Linked DNA regions of Mus musculus: region 2 is linked to region 1. A link is a loop called in an ENCODE intact Hi-C map of the cell type or tissue named here. Cell type or tissue: heart. All regions are shown on one strand.

Region 1 (8,000 bases):
ACTTCCTTTGTAACTAATAAAATCTCTTCTAGCCATTCCCAAAGCAGAATATGTCTTTCAGGCGCCCTGAGTCTGTGTTCCTGGGACACCAGCACTCACATCTTGCTCAAGAATAAGCTGCCTTACCCCTTTGTGGTGAGAGCTGTGTTTTTGCATTCAAGGGCTCTGAACTAGTAGTGGTAGGATCCTTCATGGACTCAATACCAAGGCGTTATTGCGAGGCGGGGCCTAGCTGGAGAATTTAGATCTCTAGGTAACTAAAAAGATACAGCTAGCGGGGCGGTGGTGGCGCACGCCTTTAATCCCAGCACATGGGAGGCAGAGGCAGGTGGATTTCTGAGTTCAAGGCCAGCCTGGTCTACAAAGTGAGTTCCAGGACAGCCAGGGCTACGCAGAGAAACCCTGTCTCAAAACCCACTCACCCCCACCCCCCACCCCCACCCCCAAAAAAAAAGATACACCTGCTCTGGTCCCTTACCCTCCTCAGGTGAGCAGCTTCGCCATGTTATGATCTCCCCACTCGATGTTCTCCCGCTCGATGTTCCACACTGCACAGACCACACCCAAAGGCCGAGAGACCCCTGGACCAACCACACCTCTGAGGCTTAGCTTCCTCCTTCGTTTCCCCAGGCATTCTGTTGCACTGATGAGAAGCTGGCAGTGTCCAGCTTTAGCATTGCACACCCATTCTCATTATGAGTCCCTAATACAGTATTGCTAACTAAAGTCCGGCTTTTGGGACGGCTCACTGTCATGTTTTACATTCATGGGTCTGGACAACCGTAACGAGAGGCCTCGTGTGTCCCCTAACATCTCATCACTGACAAAATCCAGACAGAGCCAACTAAAGGAAGGACGGAGCCATGTTGGATTGTGGTTTCAGTCCGTGATCGCAAGACTCTTGCTTATAAGCCCATGGCGAGACAGAAACACCATGGAGGACAGCAGCTGAGAGGCGTAGCAGGAGGGAGCCACAGCTGCCTTCAAACACACCCCAGCGACCTACAGGTCCCACCACCCAAAAGTTCCATTGCTTCCTCACAAGGCTCACAGGCTACAGTTTTGTCTTAGCAGTCACCTGGGAACCTCTCCATCCAGTCTCACTGCACTTCTCTGCCTGGGGGACAAGCCACGGTCAGCATTAAGCCACGGTCAGCATTTCTGAGGGAAAATGGACCAGATTCTTGCATCTCATCTTGTGATTTAGTGTTCATTCTCAGGGCTTAGAGACACAGACACTTTTAGGTTATACAAGAGAAACGAACGTGGTTTTTTTTTAAAGATTTATTTATTATTATCAATAAGTACACTGTAGCTGTCTTCTGACACACTTGAAGAGGGCCAGATCTCATTATGGGTGGTTATGAGCCACCATGTGGTTGCTGGGATTTGAACTCAGGACCTTCGGAAGGGCAGTCAGTGCTCTTAACCACTGAGCCATCAAACATGGTTTTATCTCCCAGTTTTAAACTGTGACCTGGGCAGCCTAGGGAACAAAGACAGTCTCTCATAGGACCAGGAAGAACCTAGGGCACTTCTCTGTCCACTGGAACCCTGGGCTCCCAAAACTCTGGTTGAGGCTTCCTCCTTGATGTTGGGAATTCTCTGTGGTGTAGCCCTGAAGTATCTGTGTCTGAAATGCAGATGGCACTTGCCAGGCTGTAGGTCCTCATGCATGCTAAAGGAGTGCTCTGCCATGGGCCTATACCCCAGTCTAACCCCCTTGTCTTAGTTAGGGTTTTACTGCTGTGAGCAATCACCATTACCAAGGCAAGACTTGTAAGGACACCATTTAATTGGGGCTGGCTTACAGGTTCAGAGGTTTAGTCCATTATCGTCAAGGCAGGAACATGGCAGCATCCAGGCAGTCATGGCGCAAGAGGAGCTGAGAGTTCTATATTTTCATCTGGAGGCTGCTAGCAGAATACTGACTTCCAGGCAGCTAGGATGGGGGGTCTTAAAGCCCTTGCCCACAGTGACACACCTATTCCAGCAAGGCTACACCTCCAAATAGTGCCACTCCCTGGGCCAAGCATATCCAAACCATGACACCCCTATTTTGTGCATTAGAGAACAGAGCCAGGAAGCCTCTATCAAGGTTCTAGCACATACATGACATTCTGGGAGGGTGTCCCAGTGTGTGTGGCTGACTATTTCCAGCCTCAAGTGAACCAGTTATCAACTCTACTGCTATTTAGACCCCTAAAAGAACCAAGTGGTAATGCCCAGGAACAAACCATACTTTGAACTGCTGATGTGAGTATTAGCATGAGCCTCGAATAATTTAGGAGCTACATATAACCAAGAGTTTAATTCTCAGAAATCACCAATCACTACACCAAGTCCCGAGTTTAACAACTGAATGGCCAGTGTATTCATTACAGCTGGTGTGTGTGTGTGTGTGTGTGTGTGTGTGTGTGAGTGAGTGCCACAGCAAGCATGTGGAAGTTAGAGGACAACTTCCAATAGTCATCGCTCTCTTCCTGGGGACTAAACTCAGGTCATCAAACATGATGACAGATACCTTTACCCACTGAGCCATCTATCTCACAACCCTAATTTTTATTTTTGATTACTGAAGTGTAGTTAAGAGGAACAGTATACACTTTTAAAGTGTGTAATTAGATACATCTGACACATGTCCAGCCATGGCACCACCGCTTGAATGAGGACATCAATTGTCCCATGGGGCTTCTTAAACTCCTGGGTCACATCTTATATTGGCTTTCTCCATCCTCCCTAGTCTCCACCAACCATGAGCCTCTGCCATTACAGACTAATTTAATTTCCCAAATTTTTATAAACATGCTCATAGTTTAGCTCATAATCTGGCTCCTCCAACAGAAGTGGCACTGGTGTGGCTTTTTATCATTTCAGTGTGGACCCCACGTCTTGACCACGTCCTGTCGGACACTCAGGCTCTTTGGTATCCTGGCTCTGGCCATGCTTGTCCTGCTATGAGCCAATGTGGACCCCAGGTCTTGATCCACTTCCTATCGGTTGTGCTCCCTGGCTCTGGCCACAAGTGTCCCACTGTTGGCCATCGTGGCAGTTCTGACTTATCCTGTCTACATTTGGTCTTTTTTTATTCCACTCACCCTGCTGTCAAGTCAGGGTTTCCTCCTCTGGTTTTGATTTACATTGTCCCAGTGATTCAAGATGCTAAGCACCTTTTTACAGGTTTGCTCTTTGTGTACCTCTGATGAAACGACTCTTCAAGTCTTTCCACAGATAGTAGTATTTGTAAAGATCCCACAGCCCCAGACACAGATGTTATTAATGTGCAGCGATGTGTGAAAGTCACCAACACACTAGCCCAAATGAGTCTAATCAAAAATAGTGACTTCCATGTATGCCTCTTGCGCCCCCTACTGGTGGTAGCCAGAGCCTTCTGCAGCCCCAGACAGAAAGGGCTGATGGGGGTTTTGGGGGGATGTCTTCTCTCACAGCAAGAGTCCTGCCACGGGATATGAGTGTGGAGATGACGTGAGCTTCTGCCCTCCCTTCTTGCAAGCCCCCCTCCAACTGAACAGCCCCTCCTGGAGATGTTTTTTGGAACTGTGTGCAGGGCCACCTGAGCAGAGGGCAGCCCAGGCTCAATTCATGGACATTGCCCTGGTCCCTGGTGACTAGCCTGCTACCCACGACTCAGCGTTTACCCCGAGTGATATCCCAGTCCTGTAGGGTTTTTTTCTTTCTTTCTTTAAGTCTTTAAAAACACACATTAAAAGGGACTTCTTCTTTTCCTGGTGTACTAGTGGCTTTTGTCATGACAAAACATGATGACCAAGACAACTTCTAACAGAAAACATTTACCCTGGAGCTTGTTGTAGCCGGGCTGTTCTCACCCAGGAAACAGCCAGGATGAGCTTCTTGTGAGTTTGAAGTCTTTATAATTTTTGTTGAGTCACACAGGCTGGCCAGGGGTACACACTCCTGTGACTACAAGTCTGAAGAGGTGGCCCAAGCCAAGTGACCCAGGGGTTTATCATGATAACATTCCCCTTGACATAGCTACAATGGCTGTTAGCAAGCATGACAGAACATGAACTCTCACTAAGAATAGGGCACTCCTGTGCCACCATGGTGTTTCTATTTGATTGGATCCTTGGGGGTAGAAATATGGAACAATGACAGGTGAGTTATGGTTCCTGAAACGCCCTGTGCATACCGGAGGGTCAGGCTGACCTTAGTTTTAGCCCAGGGTTGGGTCAGGACTTAGCAAATATGTTTTCTCACTTAGGGCTCTGAGCGTTGCAGAGGGTTAGGGTTATGGGGAGCACAGCAGCAGGCAGGATGGGGAGCATAGCAGCAGGCAGGATGGGGAGCACAGCAGCAGGCAGGATGGGGAGCACAGCAGCAAGGCAGGAGCACAGCAGCAGGCTTGGCGCCAGAGCAGTAGTTGAGACCATGCATCCTGAAGCGTGGGCAGGAAGCAGAGAGAGCTAATGGGGAGGTCTGAGTCTCTGAAACACCCCCTCAAACAAGGCCACACCCCTAACTCTTCCCAACAATACTAAACTGGGAACCAAGTATTCAAACATGAACCTTTAGCGGTCATTCTCTTTCAAACCACTACCCCACCTATGACTCATCACACAGAGCTACCAGTTGTTGGCCGAGTGTCAGATACCCAAGACTGTGAGGGAATTCAACCCACCACACCTGGTAAGAAGGCATTTATCAAAAATAAAACCTTAACCCAATCACAAAAGAACTCACATGATATGTATTCACTGATAAGTGGATATTAGCCCAGATACTTAGAATAGTCAAGATATAAGATACAATTTGTGAAACACATGAAACTCAAGAAGAGCGAAGACCAAAGTGTGGACACTTTGCCCCTTCTTAGAATTGGGAACAAAACACGCATGGAAGGAGTTACAGAGACAAAGTTTGGAGCTGAAACGAAAGGATGGACCATCTAGAGACTGCCATATCCGAGGATCCATTCCATAATCAGCCTCCAAATGCTGACGCCATTGCATACACTAGCAAGATTTTGCTGAAAGGACCCTGATATAGCTGTCTCTTGTGAGACTATGCTGGGGCCTAGCAAACACAGAAGTGAATGTTCACAGTCAGCTATTGGATGGATCACAGGGCTCCCAGTGGAGGAGCTAGAGAAAGTACCCAAAGAGCTGGGGGGGATCTGCAACCCTATGGGTGGAACAACAATATGTACTAACCATTACCCCCCAGAGCTCGTGTCTCTAGGTGCATATGTATCAGAAGATGGCCAAGTTGGCCATCAGTGGAAAGAGAGGCCCATTGGTCGTGCAAACTTTATATATGCCTCAGTACAGAGGAATGCCAGGACCAAGAAGTGGGAGTGGGTGGGTAGGGGAGTGGGTGGGGGAGGGTATGGGGGACTTGAAATGTAATGAAGAAAATACCTAATTAAAAAATAAATAAATAAACCCTCATGTTTCCTGTTTAGTTTTAAACTTTTATTTTATCTTGTAGTTTTGAGATAGGGTCTCCTAAGTGTTAGGTTACAGGCACCTGCTTCCATGACCTGCTCATTCTAATTTTAAAACCATTTTCACTAAGGTCAGAAATAGGACAAAGGGGGCTGGTGAGATGGCTCAGCGGTTAAGAGCATCGACTGCTCTTCCAAAGGTCCTGAGTTCAAATCCCAGCAACCACATGGTGGCTCACAACCATCCGTAATGAGATCTGATGCCCTCTTCTGGAGTGTCTGAAGACAGCAACAGTGTACTTAGATATAATAATAAATAAATCTTAAAAAAAAAAAAAGAAGTAGGACAAAGTTAGTTATAATCCTTACTACTGTCCCACAGAACAGGGCGGCCTCCCAAGAGTTGGCCTTGTTACAATCACGGCACCAGGGAAGGGACACAAACATACCTCCAAGGGACACAGAGCTACTGTGACAGTTGCTTTTCCTTCCAGTCAGGAGAAACATTGTTTCAGCCCTGCTACAGTGTTCTGACAGCTCAGCAGGTGTGATGGAGGAAGCAATTTCATCCTCTTCCTCCAGGATAGAGAGCATCAGGACTGATGGGAAAGGACAGAAACAGCCTGTCTGAGTTCTAGTGCAGGGTGACCTGTGATGAGGCAGCAGCAGTGGGGAGTGTAACCACGTGATTTAAAGCCTGCTCCCGTCCCCGCCTCTCTTAAGACAAACTGTTCTCTCTCTGTTTGGAGTGTCATCTCTCCTCAGCTTTCTTCAGGACGACCTGCGGCCACACACATCTACTTCTCAATTACCGTTCTCATGGTTTGTCTAAACTAAGAACTTCTCCGACATTTGGTAAGTGGCACAGTGACTTTGAGCCTGCCCTCACACAGGCTATTTACTTTTGCAAAGAAAACCAACTTGTTCTAAATACAATGTCTGTGTTGTCTCAGAAACCCCTGAGTGGCCAGAGGTCCTAAAACACTTCATTGTACCTGAAGCAGAATTCACTAGCCTCAATGGTGAGATCACTGCACCACATGGAAGGTGCCAGGTGTGTGTGTGTGTGTCTATGTGTGGAGAGAGAGGGGAGGGAGAGAAGGGGGAGCAAGGGGAAGAAGGAGAGGTGTGAGACAGAGAAAGGTGTGTTGTGTGCATGTGTGCTTGTGTGCATGTGACAGAGAGATGTATATGTGTGAGAGAGAGGGTGTGTGTGTGTGAGAGGGAGAGGTATGTATGCATGCACACATGTGCACACACACTTGCATCTATATGTGTGTGAGAGAGGTATGTGTGAAGTGTGTGTGTGCGTGTGTGCACACGTGCACATGTGTGTGTGAGAGGTATATATGTGTGGGAGAGATGTGTATGTGTTAGAGAGAGAGGTGTGTGTATGTGTGTGAGAGAGAAAAAGGTATGTATGTGTGTGCATGCACATGGGTATGTGTGAAAGAGGTATGTGAGAGGTATGTGTGTATGAGAGGTGTGTGTGTGTGTGTGCATGTGAGTGTGAGAAAGAGGTCTGTGGATGGATGTGTACATGTGTGCATGCACATATGTGAGAGAGAGGAGTGTATGAGAGTGGTGTGTGTACACATTTTATCACAACAGAGGGGGCTGTGAGGATTCGAGGAAGGCCCTCATGCTTTCTCTCCTCTCAGTTTCCAGTCTGTCGTGGCTTAGCCCGTGGCTTGTGAGCCTGCACTGGATGTCACTCTTCATGAAGGAAAATCCAAGTTATATTTTATAACTGGAGAAAAAAAAGATAAGGAAAAAATAAGAAATTTCTCAACAAATGCATTAATGGGTTTTTAAAGAAAGATCTCATTCATAAATTAACCTAACTTACTGGCTATAAGAGACCTAGAGGACAAAGGACTTTGAGGAAGGGATTCCTGGATAAAGATACTAAAACGAATCTTTACTTTAAATGGAGCTTACAGGAAAAACTGTCAACACAGCAACACCCTCGCAATTTTTTGCCTAAGAGATATGATGAGCCCAGTGACAGACAGAAGACGACCCACTGCCCCCCACAGCCAAGTTCTGTCCTTATTATCCTCATAGGATGGGATGTCCGTCCCATTCACACATTCTTTGCTAGTATTGTCTTAGACAGGGTTTCCATCGCTGTGGCTAAACACCATGACCAAAAGTAACTTGGAGAGGGAAGGGTTTATTTCAGCTTACAGTTCCATCATCCAGGGGAGTCGCAGGAACTCAAGGCAGCAACCTGGAGGCAGGGGCTATGCAGATGCCACTCGGGAGCTGCTTACTGGCTTGCTCCAGGAGGGACGAACCTGAACACACTCACAATCTGAACAAAGCAAAAACACTCTCTAGTAATACAAAGAACTCGCTATCCAGTGTCAGGGCTCACTCACGATATTCTGAGCTCCAAAGGGCTTGGATATTCACACTCTACTATTTACAGATGCCTCAGGCCAGCTCATCTCTGTGGCTATGGGTGTAGTTGGTGGTTGTCCCATTGTACTGATATTTCTAGTATGCTGGGGTCTGCCGCTGCCACCAGGCAGGTATCAGACTGAGAAGCTGCAGGACCCCACTCTGGGGT
Region 2 (8,000 bases), 240 kb before region 1:
AGGCTAAAGTATACTAGTAGAAAGGAACTGTTATCTTTCCCACACATTTAATGTGAAAAACTGCATCGTCCCCCTTCCCTACCCTCCCACTCCCTTATCCCCCACCCCTACCCCCATCAAAGTAAGCAAGCTTCCAGATAAAGAACTTCCCAGTGACTGGTCATGTGTGAAGTTAGAAGCACATGCCCAAGGGAGGGGAGGGTTTAAGTTTACCTTTGTACCGTTGCATCCTGGGATACCTGGGGGACCTGGAGGGCCATCTTGGCCAGGAATACCCTACAACCAATCAAATGAAGAAGTCAGAAAGATAGGAACTCACCAGGTGGTAAGATATTTCATGAAATTGATGCGTGCGTTTTGTATACATACAGGAAGTCCGGGATTCCCAGGGTAGCCAGCTGCTCCAGGGGGTCCCTGCAAAGACAGAACAAAGGCCTTTCAGCCAGCTACAGGAAACCTCGTGTCTCTCTTCATCCTCCCAGTTCAAGCTTAGAACATGAGCGCGAGCAGAGAGCATTCTGGGAAAGAAGCACTGAGACTCAGCTCAAGATTCAGGCTGAAATTTGTTTGTTTGTTGTTGTTGTTGTTGTCAAAAGCTCACTGTTTCTTGCCTCCAAAATCAAAGCTGTGAATGCCCCGAAATAACCATTGCCCCCATTAAATCTCTTGTGGGATCTGAGTTAAAAATTAATGTTTTGTTCACATTAAAATTGTTAACACTTATGAAGAAGTGTTTGTAGAATAGACTCAAATGTATTCGTGGTAGGAGTCTCTTTCTTCCAATTCCTAAACAGTCAGGTATGGTCAACTATATCCGGAGAGTGACAATCACATTTCTCTCTCTGCCCTGTGAGCCCTTGTGGAATGCCAGGGAGTCTCCGCTGACACCAGTGCCCCACCCCTTTCTTGCTATGTAACCATGGCCCAACACTTCATGTCACTGCTTCTGTACTTGATGAAACTCAGAGAGCTTCATCTTGGGGCTTTCTGAAAAGGATGAAGCAGAGAGAGTAAAGAGAGCTTGGCTCTAACAATGTCTCCTCACTGTCAATGATGCCCTCTCGTCCTCTAGTGACTTGGATTAGCTACCCCCTCTCCCAAATTTAAATGTCTCTAAGGGACCCTTCAAGAAGTAAACAGGAGCAAGCAAACTCATACAGCAAGAGTTCTGCTTGCACGCAGCACCAGCACACGGGAAAGAGGGGTGATGGCCCACGACACTGCAGAGAGGCAGGAGGGAAGGCATAGAGGAAACATAGAAAGGCAGCCCTGGGGTGGAGGCTGCACCCCACTCATGACGCCTCGGTCCTCTGTCAGAGTCACCAGATTTTCGACTTACCCTCGTCCCTTTTGTGCCAGGAAGTCCAGGTTCTCCAGCATCACCCTACAGCAGAACAGAAATGCCATGAGGAGGGCTCAGGTCACTGTCACAAGATGGGCGCCATCTGCCATTCACCCTCCCCCCATTCCAGTCAAGCTTACCTTTTGTCCTGGTGGTCCATGTGGCCCCTCAGGTCCTTGCATCCCGGGAAATCCAATGACACCTTGCAACCCTGGCAAGCCTCTTTCTCCCTGTGGGGCAACACACAGGTCAGTCAGGGTAAGAAAAAGGATCAGCTGAGATGGACGGTTTGAGGTGTTAACTTGACCACGTCGAGTCCAGAACTCTGGTGAAGCATGACTCCTGGCTGTGCCTGCAAGGTGTTGTGCTAAGAACAGCATCTCCATTAGTGGGCAGACTGAGGGAGACCTGCCTTTGAGTGTCATAGGCTGGAGCATCAGACAGCGGAGGTGTGAGCCATAACAAAGCAGAGGGCAATTCTTGGTCCTTACACCACAAGTTCAGATCTCCAGTCTTCAGACACACAGATTTTGCCAGCAGTCCCAGGCTCTCAGGCTTCCAGCCTTAAATTCGTTAAGTCACCAGCTTTCAGGAGTCATGTGGTACAACTCCTCAGCCTCCCAATCATAGGAGCCAATTTTATGAGCAAATCTCTTCTCACCTACCTACCAATCCATCCATCCACCCATCTATCCATCCATCCACGTACCCACCCACCCACACATCTGTCTACATATCCACCACCCACCTATCCACACATCTACCTACCTACTCATCTATATACCCACCCACTCACGCACCTGTCCATACATCCACCCACCTGTCTACAAACCCACCTGTCCACACATCCACCCACCTATCTCCCTTCTATATCCATCTACCCACATACCCATCTACTCATCCATCTACACATACATCCAACATGCCAACCACCGTCCCATGCATGCACTCATCCATCCATCCATCCATCCATCCACCCACCCACCCACCCACCCATCTGCTCATTCTATTGGCTGTTCTGCCAAAGGAAATGGACTAAAGTATAAACCTTTCTAAGTCCTTCCCAGCACCGTAAGAGAATACGATGAGTATATGAAAATGAAGGATGAAACCTTCTCCAGATGTTCCATGTTAGATTTCTAATATTTATCACCTGACATAATGGCTTGTAGATACTAGGAGCTGTATAATATGTAAAGTCTATAAAATAAAAAAAATACTTGAGTTTTATTCATTGAGTTGGTTATAATCTCACCCAGCCACTGGTACCTTTTTGCTCCCAACAGATGACATTCTGAGCAGCCCATCCGTGTCTCTCTTTTTAGACCCTTGCAGGTACTGATAAGCAGAGACACAGCTCTGATCTCAGCACACAAATGATCAATAGCTTGACGGTGGGCTTAGATCAGTCTCCTTTTCAACAGTAATTTTTTTTTTCCAACGAAAAGATGAAAGTTTACTGGTGGCCTCTGCCCCAGATCAGAAAAGAAATAAGAAACATGATTTTTAAAATAAGAACTATCATTCATGGCATAAATGTTTGACAAGGGCTGTAATACACTGGGAAAGAACAAAAAACAGAGAAAGTCGAGAGACAGAGAAAAAAAATGTGCTGCTCTGGACCTTAGGCTGACCTTCCAAAGATGAATGCAAAATAAATATGGGCAGAGACAAAAGGAGTCAGACTGCTATGCACTGCGGGCTGGAGAAAGACTGGGGAGCAGGGCTGGGTGTCACAGGAAAGAAAAAAAAAACTGTAAGGTGGGAACACACAGGAAGGAGACACCAACCTTTGAACCTAGAGAGATTAGAGTACCTTGTAGCAGCAAAAGGGAGCTAAGGGTCTGATGGAGGGATGTTTTAGAGACTGGCATATTTAGATTATCAATACAAAAAAAAAACCCATAAACACATTTTATCTTTACTCTGTAGGTAACCTGCTAAAGCTCATTTCAAAGCATGAGAGACTCTAGAGTGGGCCGGCAGGGTTGCTTAAGACTCAAGGGTTTTCTCTAAGCTTCATTAGTGCAAAGTCAAAGGGAAATGACCTGGTTAGGACCCTATTTGCCACTCCCCACCCCCTCAAGTAGCACTTCACGCGCCATGAGGTGCTTAAAAGGTCTCCACCATCACGTGATCAAACGAGACAAGGGAGCATGTTCAAAGACCCGCTTCCCTCCAAACTGTTCAGTTGCTTCAGGGTCTCACCGATCCTCTGGGTCTTTATAAAGACAAAAGGAGAGGGGACATAGTACATTCCTCCACCCCTGGGCCAGCAGCAATGAAACCAACTGGAAGGAGCAGATTCAAGCACACACATATGGATGTGGGATCCTCCTCCCAGACGCCCAGTGAGCGCTGAGGAAGGAAATCCCCACCAAGACTTGTCCAAAGGCAGAGTGAAACATACGTTCACCCTTAGCCTGTCATGGTGGTGGAACCGAGGAGCTGTGAGAACTGCTAGCAGCAAAAGTGCTCTCTCGAAGGGTTTTCAGATGTAGAAAAAGACAACTCAAAAGAGACTATGACCGAACTCTGAACAGATGGCCCCCAAAATAATAATAAAATAAATAAGTAAAATAAAATAAAAATTGAATTGCAAATTCTCAAATAACCCAAACTGAGCTGGGGAGGACTCGAAAATGGAACATTGGCGGAGAACTTTCTAGTGTGTCTGCGGAGTATTTTTAGTCCTTAATTGATATTGGCAGTATCTCCAGAAGACCAGCAGAGATAAGGTTTTTTTATTTCCCATTTTAATCATGGAATGAACGAGGCGGGGAAGGGAGCCAGATGACCTGATTCCTACCAGATTTCCACTGACTCAGCTCTGAAGCAGAATTAGAAATGAAGTCAGCCCACCCCAGGTCCCTTCTTTATCTGGGTCACTAGAGCAATCTGGTTCCCAGTAGCATATTAAACGAATCCACAGCATGATGTCAGCCGGGGAATCGGACCCTCTTATGTTCATGGTGTCCAGAAAGTTCAACACCCATCCTGAGCTGACTGGTCACATGTCACTGGTGACCCCTCACACTCCTGGGAACAGAAAGGAAGAAATCTGAATTCCCAGACCAGCCTTCACCACAAGAACACATTCTTCCCCAAATGTCAGTGGAGGGCTTAAGCAACCACATCTCCCAAGAGTTTTGCAATCAAGTAACTGAGGGAAGTGACGCCTCCTTTCACAAGCCTTTTGCTATTCCTCATTTTTTAATGTTCTCATTTTTTTTTCTAGTAAAGACTGCATGTTCATAATCGGATACCCAGTGCCCTCTCTAATGTTACCATGAGAACAGAAGCAGAATAGAGAGACGGGACAAGCGCTCACACAACTATACAACAAGCTAGCACATGGCGCACACTGCGCTGGAACCAAATGGCTCCATCCTGCTTCTCACAGTTTTCTGCCAGGGAAGAGAGAAGAGCAGCGAGCTGGACATGTCAGAGCCAGGAGTTTCCACACCAGATGCTGCAGCTGCAGTGGGCACCATTCCAGCTGTGACCACCCTTAAGCTCAAGGCCAAGCACAAAGTGGGGGAGGAAGACCCCCTTGTCATCCAGTTCCCACAGTGTGCGACAAGCACCAAGGACAGGGTGGTCACAACTGACCACCACAACCATGGCTTTTCACCACGACAGTGAGCCAGCAACGCTGAAGGCAAGGATCTGAGGGTTCAGCTCAGCAACAGACCATTTCCCTAGCTTGTGGATCCCTGCATTCTCATCCCAGCAACGGAGGAAGGGAAGGGAGAGCCAGAAAGAGAAGCTTGTAAAATATTACACAAAAAAAATTCAATGCAACCACGCTTTGTGGCTTCATTGTTACAAGAAATTAATTATGTCAGTCATAGAGAGAGGAGTCTGTAGGTTTTCAGCACTGAGACAGTAGATGCCTGAAGAGACAGAGATGTTGGCCATCCTGATCTGACCTGACTGTCACACCAAATGCAGATGTCAATTATCCCACTTTGCCTAATAAGTATGTGCCAATATTAATAATAATAATTTTTAAAAACTCATCTTCTCTAGCCCCTAAAGTAATTTTAACTATAAATGGACTTCTAAAATTCAATCTGTATCTATAAAAAAAATTTTAAAAAAAGATTATACAACAAGGAACACCATTACGGCTATTTTCCCCAGTAAAACTTGGAACTTGAAGAGAGGAACAAAATGCCATTGTTTATGAAGATGAAGGGAGGCAGGCCTCAGAGTCATCTCGGGGCTGACACTAGCCATTCCAAATTAGGCTTGAAATAGAGTTTCATGCTGGAGGAACTTAAAATGTTTGCTTACCGTATTATCTACAGCAAGCACATAAAGATCCCGTAAAATGTGGAAAGAAAGGGTCCCTTTGTAATACCCAATCATGTCCCAGCCTCTTCCAACACTGCAAAAAGAGCTTAAGATTCAGCTCCCTCAAGTCTCAGCAAGAAAGTCAAATAGGAAGCAACTAGAACATGCGAGGTTGAAATAGTAGGGAATTTCTAAATTCAAGGAACAATTACCAAGTACAAAAACTAAAGGGAACATAAAATGTGCCTAAAATAAGTTATCATCAAAAACTCCTATTATCAAAAGCAATCACGATGGCCAGGGGTGGTGACTCTAATCCTAGCACTTAGGAAGCTGAAGCAGGAGGATGGATGCTAGTTTTAGGGTAGCCTGGGCTATGTAGTGAGTTTATTCTGAATGATGAATTAAAATTCTGTGTCTACAGTGTTGATCTAGGGAGCTGTAGATATGGTTCAGTGGTGAAGAGCACTGGCTGCTCTTGCAGAGACACAGGTTTGGTTCATGGCAGCTCACAACCAGCTGTAACTTGGGTTTGAGGAGATTAGATGCTCTGTTCTGGCTTCTGTGGATGCTGGGCACACATTTAGTGTACATACATGCATGCAGGCAAAGCATACTTCTGTACAAAATAGAACTGAAAGTATATCTTTTTAAATTTTAGCATGTATTATATTATGCTAAAGTTTAGCAAAATATTTTAAATGGATAAGTTGTGGCTGTTTTGAGGGTCAGCATGGAACCCTTGTCTCAGTGAGGCTTTCACGGTTTTGTTTTGTTTTGTTTTGTTTACATTTTAAACAATAGGATCATGGATCTTCAAGGGAACCACAGCACATGCAAAAATGTTTGCTCACACCTGAAACAAAACCTGGGTAAGAGGATCTCCGTGTGTTTTCACAGAAAATAGAGGGAATCCGATGGCCAACACAAATTAAAGCTTGGGATGCACCCTCTACACCTTCTTTGAAGAAGTTATTCAGCTAGTGTTTGGCACACATCAACACTAGAGACAGGATTCTGAGATAAACAACAGCACAACACACCCCACCCAAGGAACGGAAAATCCCAGGCAGAATACAACCCAGGTCCCTGGCACAAGCCCTTGAGGCCCCATTAGCACCTGGCTGATGCCTCTGTCCCAAGCTAAATAGCAACAGAAAAATCTCTGTTCTGGACGTGATCCTGAGCCAGCTGTGTCCTGCTGTCATCTAGTTCCCTGAGATGTCACTTCCCAAGCAAGACTGAACATAACTGAGACATAAAAGCCATGAGATTTGGCCCATAGCAACCAGGGCATGTGCTTAGTGGGAAGCGATTTGGGATGCTGGGTCATGGTCAATTCGGGGGACCATGATCTATAGGGACCATAGTCAATGGGGGAACCATGGCACTTAGCCAAAATTCCACAAGTTCAATCCCTTGAGCCTAGCCAGAGAGGCATCCGCAGGACCATATCCGGAATGTGATAGTGCTGGGAAAGTTGTGGGCAGGCTGCAATCTGTGTCACCAGGTCACGGAAAAGCTCCTGTGTCGGGGCCCCTCTGGGAGCTCCCTGCATGCCTTCTGCTTGACACTGTACTGATGCAGGGAGAGGGGACAGGACCCACACAGTGAGACAAGGGAAGGGCCTCTTGAGTCAGGGTAGCTCTTCAGTTCTGTTTTCCACCATGAATTGAATGTAGCAGGGGAGAAGTTTCCACTGAACTGCTGTTAAGTGTCAGTCCTACCACTGCCAGCTCACACCTCACACATTGCTACAACGTTAACTCTGGGGCTCAGAGCAGCAAAAGGTAGAGAGGAGACATAGTAAATAGTCATGATGACGGAACAGCTACAAAAAAATTGCAGAAATTTTTTTAGGCTATAAAAACCCAATTTTCCTCCTCATCGTTTGAAAAAAAATGCAAAACACTTTCTGAAGAGCTAACACTCGCTCAACACAAGAATAACCAAGTGCGGTAAATAACCTCTTCTCACAGACGACTCGAGACTTTCCCATGAAGCCTATCCAACAGCAAATGTGACTTCACTGATGGAGGGGAAGCAGCAGCAGAATGGAGCGCTGGCAAGTCACTGGCAGGAAAAGAAAACGATTTCCAAGTCCTCCTCCGCGGAGGAGATGCAGACATCTCACACTAGTTGGAGGGCAGTTCTCTGTGGTATCTTTCAGAGTTTCTGTTCTAAGTCACTCTCTGGAGCATGCATGGTTTTATATTAGAAAGTAAGACCTATGCTGGCCTCCTGTCTCTAGACTCACCGGGAGTCTTGGGCACTTTCCTAACTGGCCAGGACATCTCACATCTGCGGAGTGTCTCTGCCTCAGCCTTGGCTTCTTTCTTCCCATTCCCTCTTGGCCCTC

What was found. Hi-C counts contacts between places; a loop is a spot of excess contacts. Peaks named below come from ENCODE experiments on the same cell type or tissue, not always from the same donor. Only the 100,000 strongest peaks of a DNase experiment are listed, where the experiment ranks them.
Region 2: it touches region 1 in a loop (2.2-fold over the local background); 10 of 42 quality-filtered maps call a loop at or near these places.

The regions. Positions count from the first base shown.
Region 1 is chr8:11,482,879-11,490,878 of GRCm38, forward strand. No RefSeq gene overlaps it. Among named protein-coding and RNA genes, the nearest start is that of Rab20, 8.2 kb to the left of the region's middle. In heart, a CTCF peak has its summit at 3,377 (motif pointing left); a DNase peak (open chromatin) is centred at 3,513; H3K27ac peaks cover 385 bases; H3K27me3 peaks cover 1,498 bases.
Region 2 is chr8:11,245,524-11,253,523 of GRCm38, forward strand. It overlaps Col4a1 (collagen, type IV, alpha 1), which reads right to left. Exons shown (of 52, transcript NM_009931.2): 3 at 1,483-1,572; 4 at 1,340-1,384; 5 at 370-414; 6 at 214-276. Among named protein-coding and RNA genes, the nearest start is that of Gm32709, 12 kb to the right of the region's middle. In heart, no CTCF peak of the experiment used is centred here; DNase peaks (open chromatin) are centred at 4,308, 4,868, 6,828 and 6,978; H3K4me3 peaks cover 709 bases; H3K27ac peaks cover 2,385 bases.